2 separate regions of the Mus musculus genome follow, and region 2 is linked to region 1. The links are chromatin loops, found by intact Hi-C in ENCODE. Cell type or tissue: left cerebral cortex. All regions are shown on one strand. Each heading gives the region's core, and the rest is flanking DNA. Links, peaks and the distances in the headings are about the cores only.

What was found. Peaks named below come from ENCODE experiments on the same cell type or tissue, not always from the same donor. Only the 100,000 strongest peaks of a DNase experiment are listed, where the experiment ranks them.
Region 2: a loop joins it to region 1, with 4 times the contacts of the local background. A loop is called at or near these places in 1 of 42 quality-filtered maps.

Annotation. Positions count from the first base shown.
Region 1 is chr15:12,203,295-12,207,252 of GRCm38, reverse strand. It overlaps Mtmr12 (myotubularin related protein 12), which reads right to left and starts at 2,225. Exons shown (of 16, transcript NM_172958.4): 1 at 1,974-2,225. The coding sequence starts at 2,054. In left cerebral cortex, for the core only: a CTCF peak has its summit at 2,209; DNase peaks (open chromatin) are centred at 913, 1,205, 1,587 and 2,321; H3K4me3 peaks cover 2,124 bases; H3K27ac peaks cover 1,714 bases.
Region 2 is chr15:12,737,754-12,741,711 of GRCm38, reverse strand. It overlaps Pdzd2 (PDZ domain containing 2), which reads left to right and starts at 1,820. Exons shown (of 26, transcript NM_001081064.2): 1 at 1,820-2,095. In left cerebral cortex, for the core only: a CTCF peak has its summit at 1,541; DNase peaks (open chromatin) are centred at 1,663 and 2,320; H3K4me3 peaks cover 1,931 bases; H3K27ac peaks cover 1,273 bases.

The DNA of each region.
Region 1 (3,958 bases), core at 713-3,212:
CACACAAGGCAGGCAGATAGTACAATCAAAGATGAAGAAGAGTAAAAATAGTGGATGCCAGTCTTCATAAAAGTGCTCTGAGGCTCTCCCAAGGTGACCCAGAAAGGTATCAGACTCAGGGCTCTGGGTCACACGCAAGCAACATCTCAGTGCTGCTTGTCCATTTCCGGAAATGTGATGGCTAGTGAAGCCATCTACTTAAAAATAAGCTGTTTTCTCACCTCCTCCCACCATTGTCTTTTAATAAACCATGCACAGTTGAATAGAGAATCTTAGCCAGTACCAACTACAACAAAGACGCACAGCATCCTCACAGCACGGTCTTAGACACAAAAACACAAAGCTGCCCTCTAAGAAGACCCCAAAGCCATGAGTCCAGTGAGCTGAGCTACCACTTTCCCTACTGCCTCTCAAGGGAGACAGAGCAGCGCTGATGGCAAAAACTGCACAGTCAGATGAAGGACTGGCGCACTCTTGAACTCTGGCCAGACTTCAGAAGACTCTTCACTTGCAGTTTACTCTCACTAAATGAGAAAGGTTAAAGGTTAAAGGTCAAAGGCAGTTAGCGTTCAACTAGGGTGCTATCAAAGAAAGACAAAGAGAACCTGACCACATTACCTCTATGGACTACAGGGTGAAATGTAAGGTGACCCTGTCTCTCCATATCAAGTTCTGACAGAGGAAGTGGTTTTTATTTGAAAATTACGACTGAAAATAGGTTCCATTTTAGTACTCTCCACTAGATGCCTTGATTTCAAGACACACATGCAAATGCTGCAGGCCCCAGGTCTCTGATATCTCATTTCAGGCCCACCTGTTTTCCACCTTAGCAAGTGAGAAGTGGGAAGACATTTGGAGGCAGTAAATTTGGTAGAGCATCTACCTGCACACAGACAGATTGCAGAAGCTAGGCATGGTCGTACTACCTTGAGTTCTAGCATTCGGGAGGCAGAGGCAAGCAGAGCTCTGTGACTTCGAGGCCAGACTGCTCTACATAGTGAGTTCCAGCACAGCCAGGCTACATAATCGAGAGACAAACAAACAAAATTGCAAAAGCAGGGAAAAAAAAAACCGCACACAACTTTCACAAATCGAAAATGAGAAGGAGTCTACTAAAAGGTAAGGAACGACTGCTCCAGAAGTCTTCAACATGCTCTAGTTCTGATCTCTTCAATGTCCTCCTCATTCACGGAACTCCAGAACTGGCAGCCTTCCCTGGGGCCGTCCAGGACTCCTTACCTAGACCTAACGTCCTCTAACGTCCTGACTGAAATACCACCTTTGCAAGAATGAAAGGATTCCTTGTCCCCACCATCTTCTAAGTACTATACAATTAATAATCGCATATCGTTGACTGTTTGTTTCTTTTTACATAAGCTCCCAAGGAGCTCGATCTTTGTTCTGTTCACTGATACTTAGCACAAGCTTTCCAGGATCGTACCTGGCACACAGTAGGAGCGCAGAAAGTATTTCCCGAGTGAATGCACTTCTCGACTAGAATTGCAGTTTGGAAGGGGGGAGATGAAATGGGAAGAAGCGGGAGGAGGATGCTCTGGGCAGACACCGAAAGAGGCCAAGGCCGACCCACATACAGCAGCGCGGACGCAAAGCAGTGCACCACCCGCGACAGAGACGAACTCTCAGGACTCGCGGAGAAAAGTCCCGGGCAGAGCACACACACCGGGCTGCGGGCTGCCGGGGGAACCCCGTCGGGTTCCCGACCACGCAAGCTTTCTCTTCCCTTCCCGGATACCTGGGGCGCCGGAGCCGCCGGACCTCCCGGGCTCCGGCTCCCGCCCACAGGCGCGGTGGCGAGCGACAGGGCCCTGCCCCAGCACCTGCCCGGCCTGCCGCAGGGGTCCGGGCCGCGGCCAGCCCGGGAGGCCCCAGAGCGCCCCGCCCGGCACCCCGGCAGGAAGCGCCCCTGCCCCGGCCGCTCCACCCGCCGCCGCGCTCGCCCGGCGCACTCTCACCTCAGGGCGTACGTACGACACGAAGGAGGGCTTGGGCGCCTTGGTGCCGCCGCCACCGCCGACTCCCCCTTTCCCCAGCATCCCGCCGCCTTGCGAAGCAACGAAGCCGAAGCGCGGCGACAGCAGAGGCGGCGGCTCCGGCTCAGGTTCCGGCAGCGGCGGCGGCCACCAGCACCAGCGGCCGGGGCTCCGCCCATCCCTAGGGCCGCGGCGGCGGCAGCAGTACCGCCCGCATCCGGCTCCGCCGCTGACACCGTTCGCTCCGCCCAGGCCACGCGCCCCGCCTAGCGACCGTGGGACACGCCCACCGCCGCTCGCTCTGCTCCGGCTGAGGTCCCGCCCACAGCATGGGACTGGCCACGCCCACCCCTTGTTGGCCGAGGTATTTGCTCTAGCCAATGCGGAGAGCGTTCTCTCCGGGCTTCCCCACGATTGGCTAGCGAGAATGTCGCCATTTGCCCAATGGTCCTGCCGTCGCTAAGTTGTTGCGGGCAAGTCGTTCTACCCATTTTGCTTCTTTTACTGGCCAGCAGCTTTGAAATTCAGCTTGCTGAACAGAATGCCTCCGCAGAAGCTTCAAAACCACACCGACGACGTTCAGACTTTAGACGAATGAAGAGAGACAGAGCGGATAGGAACTGACTAAAGTGACGTAAAATGTTGTGTTCAACTTCAAACTTCTTTTGTTTGTCGCTTGGTTTCTAACTGGTAAGATATCAAAAGCCCTTAAGACTTATCTGCTCTCCCAAGTTATCGACAAACCTCTCATATTAAGCCAAGATAGCAAATAAAACACACACACACACACACACACACACACACACACTATTCATTTCTATTCATTTGAATTCCACCTTTGGGGCACTTGCCTCGCGTGAGCAAGACCAAATTGAATTCTCCCTGTGGAGCATTGTGTTAGAAGAATAAGATACGATGCAGCTCACCCGAAGTTGTTCCATCTACTGTGAAAAGCCAATAAACATTTGCAGTTAATTTTTCAAGTGTCAGGCACCTTGCTATGCCTTAGTCTGACCAACTGCACCACCCCCTTGTATTTCTTTTAAAATTCCCAACTAAGTACTACAAGTGACACGGAAGGGTGGTTAGTGCACACCTGCTATTCCAGCACCTGGAAGGCCAGACAGAAAGATAGTGAATTTGTGGCCAGCTCGGACTACTTAGGAAGTCCCCAGGCAACCTAGATCACAAATAAGACCTTCCTCTCAAAACCTAGCAATTAACTGTGCTTTTCCACGTTGGTTCCCAGGAAGGAGAGGTGACCTCTCTGATTCCGATATGCCAGACAGATTCTGTTGCTTTTGTTTCCAGGATCTGACCCAACCCATAAACAGAAATGCTGGCTTTTGATAGAAATTCACCAAGCAAATGTCCCTTTCTGCCGGCCGTCAAGCTAACGTTAAGTGTTACTAGATCACCCTGATCTTTAACATCTGCTGAAGGTCAAGCCCTGTTGTAATACGACTCTGAAAACTTGACACTGTCTCTGGGTCTGTACACTTCCCAGGAATGGGAGCCAACAAAAGAAACGTTTTAAATACCAAAAAACCAGCTGGTTTGCCACCCTCTTCTGATTGTGTCCGTCCCCCTCCCCCATGTGATACTGTGAGGAAGAAGTGGACTTGGAGATTATTGAGCCTTGAAGGAATGCCCTTATGAGATCAGAGGGTTCTGGCTAACCCTCCCCCATTGAGAGAACTCAGCAAGAATGTGTCACCATTCTGGGCTGGAGAGTTGGCTCAGTGGTTAAGAGCATTGATGGCTCTTCCAGAGGTCCTGAGTTCAAGTCCCGGCAACTACATGGTGACTCACAACCATCTGTAATGGGATCAGATGCTCTCTTCTGGTGTATCTGAAGACAGCTAGTGTAGTCACATAAATAAATCTTAAAATAAAAAAAAAATGTGTCATCGTTGAATGGCCCACTCTTCCCAACGTGGAATCTACTGATTCTGGAATTCCCTAGA
Region 2 (3,958 bases), core at 503-3,002, 530 kb before region 1:
TGGGAAGGGCTCTGTTGTCATGAATGAAGTGCTACTTTTGTAGCAGATGAGGAGGAAGAGGGCACCTGATGCTTGTGTTGTGAGGGATCTCAGTAGAGCCTGGAAAGGGAGAGTGTCCTTCTGACAAAAGAAACACTCTTCTTGTTGGAGCACAGAGCGGGCTGGAAGGACTGGAACCGGCTGAGTGAGAGGGAGCAATGAGAACCTTTGGAGTGGTGACCATTTGCATATTCAGTTGCGAGCTGGATGCATAGCAGCGCTGTGCCAGGTGGGGAGTACAGAGGCTTAAAAGACACAGGTGGCCTCTTCATGGCTCCTGAGATTGGGAGGGGGTGGTGGCAGCTGAGCCTGGGATCGCTGAACAAACAGATAGCACTGCATAATTGTGGGAGGATTTTTAGTGGCATCCTAATAACACCTTTCTAGGCAATGGTGCCTATTTCATTGAACACCTCCTAAGCGCTACACAGAACAATCCACTGCTCCGTTCTGCATGGTAAGGGTTTTCTCTATAGACAGGAGGAGAAGCTTTCAGGCGGTGAAGACTGCCGTTTATAATACCCAGGCCTGGATTTGTATAGACATTGATCTCTGTGGATTGGGAATTATAAACGCCAAGGAAAAGCTGAATCCAAGAACCCCAACACTTGCTGAAAATACTATCTAGAAACGCCTTGGGTCTACTCTGGTCTCTGGTGCTGAGGGACACTCCATGAGGGCTGCAGGTGACGTAGCTGCTCTTCCAAGAGAGCAGCTCTTAATGCTTTGCTGGGCAAATCTAGAGCCTAGCCATGCTCCAACGTATCCTCACCTCCCTCAAAGCAAAAGATTTCCAATTACTGTTCTGCAGAAAATGTCAAAAGCATTATTCACCAACTCATGATCCCGAGGTTTGTAATTTTTCCTATGTTTTTACCCTTATCTGCCAGCACTTGAAAAAGACCAGCTTTTTCCTCTCAAGAGAGCTTAATTTGCAGAGCCGTGCGGTCTCCCTATTATGTTCTTATCGTCCTCTCCCTGTGGTAGGCAGAATGACAAGGATGACAAAAAAAAAAAAAAAAAAAAAAAGGGAACCAAAAATATTTGAAGACTTCCTGAAAATCTGTGGGATGAAGCATCCAAAAAGCTAGAGGCTCCCGTTTTCCCAGTGACCTGGAATAAAACGAAGGGCAGTTGGCCTTAGCTCTTGAGGTTCACTCAGAAGGAGGTTCACAACGTCCAAATCCTCCATCCTGGGGCCCATGGAATTTCCTCTAGCGGCTTAATTGAAGGATTAACAGCTCTGAGGTTCTTAAGACGCAAAGAGGTTCTCTCTCCCGAGGAATGCTCATACCAAGACTATATTAAGTATCCTAAGGACCAGAGGCCAGTGGATGGATGGTTGGCTTTTCTCCGGTCTCCCTGGGCCTCCCCACCCAATCTCTGATAAGGCAATTGACATTTTTCTCCGCTATGTGCTATGTTAAGTGCTATGCAAAAGGAAATTAAACCTCCTAGCTCTAGTTCTTCCACCTAGATGGCGCCCCAAGCCCTGCCTACATGGCGTTTCTGAGCCGCAGTCTCCCTGGATCGGTTCCTCCCAGGATCCCCAGGAAGCCGGCGCACTAGGACTGCTGTTTCCCTGGGAGAGCGGTCCTCCCCGCTCAGGGGCTTGCTCGGGGGAATCCCCGCCCACCTTGTCATTCCTGCAGGGGAATCCCCGCCCCCTGGGCCTGTCACTCCGGGAAGGTAGTTCCCGCCCCTCGGATCCAGCAGAGGGAAGGAATCCCCGCCCATTCTGGAGGCTCGGAGCATCCCTGCGCTGCGCAGCGAGAAGCTCACTCCCAGCGCCAGTGCGTACTAGCGGCGGGCAGTGGGACGCGGCGGGGCGGCTGCGGCGGGCGCCCTCCAAGCGCCCCACCGATCGCAAGACGCTCGGGATCGCGCCTCCGGCGGCAACCAGCAAACCCCTGCGGCGCGGCTTCTCCCGGCAGGCGCGGCAACAGCACCGGTGGTGGTGGTGGCAGGGGCGGCGGTAGCTGCGCCGGCACCGCCGGGCGGCGCCTGAGTCTGGACGCTCCAGGAGCGGCTCGAGCCTCCGCCGATCCGCGAACAGGTGAAGAGACCTGGCGCCGCAGCCGCGACGGGGGTGGGGCTTCGGGTGGGCTAGCGGGGTAGCTGAGCTCGATAACCCCAAGACGGTGTGCGCTGGAGAAAGTTCAGTGACAATCGGGTGTGGGGATCCCAGTTCAAGCAAAGAGGCGAGTGAGGGCACCCAAGTGGGTCCCCGCGTTAGGTGGCGCAAACTCCTCTTCCTTCTAGTGGGAGGTAAGAGGGGCACAGTGGAGGAGAGAGGTTGGGCGGAGCGAGATGGAGACAGCGGGATAACCGGAGGCGCCTTGCCTGGGACGCCTAAATCGGGCCAAGAATCCTTATCCCAGTGTGTTGGTTTGTCTCTCTACCTTAGCCAGTTACTGTTTTAAGGACCATCCTCCCGCGCTTCATCTCTCGCTAACCCCCCTGCCCACTAAGTGGCGCGAGAAAGAGTCCGCATGAAGAGCAAGGGCATCTTTGGGGGTTTAATGTCATCTGCCAGGGAGATAAGGGATGTTCCAGTAGGAAAGTATTTCTTCCTGAAGTCCCCCCCCCCAAAAAAAAAACCACCTGCCCGCCTTTCCCAATGAAGCACAAGACTGAATTGTGGTGGGGGGAGCATCTAGGACCCTGGACAGAAGTTTACCAGCGGCCCTTCAGCAGCCCTGCTCTCTGCATAGCTCTTGATAAGGGACCCTGGAGTCACACCAGGTCTGGCATGTGCTGGTGGCAAACACTGGAAAGTCGGACACTGGGGCATTCCAGAGTCCAGGCATATACTGGAGATTTGGGCATTGTGGAGGCCTGAGCTGGGGCTTGCCTCTTCCATGGGTTTTGCTTGACAAGTCACAATGAAGCTCCTGAAGGTTAAGTGGTTGTGGAGTGACCAAAGAAAGTGAGTTTCTCTTGCAGACACACCCCTGAATCTTCACAGCACTTCTCTTGGGGGGGGGGGGGGGGAGGAACCTCCCACATTCATCTCTGCTCCAGGCTTGGGCGATAGGGTCTCGACTGTTTCTACTGGGTCAGCTTTTTCTGGCCCGTGCCTTCTGGGTGGGAGCCAGGTAGGTACACGCTGGCAGGTGTGGTGTGGGAGGACTGCTTGTGAGGGCGGAATAAAATCTCTCAGAGCACACCCCTGGCTGTGGGTGGTTGTTCTAGCTCCATGAATTTCTTCTTCTATTTGGATGAGCCAGGAACTGCTGCTACTATAAAAGCTACACCGTGGTGTGAGCTTGTGTGGTGTGTTACCGGGTAGGAGTAGCAGGGCTGGTAGGTGTTGGGAAAAAAATCAGAACCATGTGAGGTATATAAATGCATCCCCTTGGCATAGTTAATAACCGCCTAGAAAAAGAAAAAGGATATTGAATGGCGCTTTACATCTATCATTGAAATTGATTTTGGATGCACTTACGGCAGTTTACTATTTAAGGAAACGTATGATAATTCCTCTATTCATTTCAATCATTTGGAGCACCTGTGGTTTGCTGGGTCTAGGGCTTCCAAGGGAAGTGCACAGAGTAAAGAGACTCTGTCCCTGCTGGCAAGCGTTTCAGTGTAGCAGGAGAGATGTCTCTTTATAGCGATGATACAAGCTAGAGCCCTCTGGCTTTAGAGTAAATTCTCTATGCTTAGTGGGTGAAGGAATGAAGGTATGATTAAATTGCTAAATTTAAGTAAGTTCCAAATAAAACATCTTAGGGGTATGGAGGAGAACAAAGCCCCCTTTTCACTGTGGGGATTGTGGAGCTTTGCGGGGGTCCACCTAGAGGAGGAAGTGTATGCAGAAAGGTTGATCCTGTCTTTGGATTCTTTCATGGCACCAGAGACTGAGCTTTGACCCACATGAATCTGGTTTTCCAGACAGTTGGGAAATAGTTGGGAT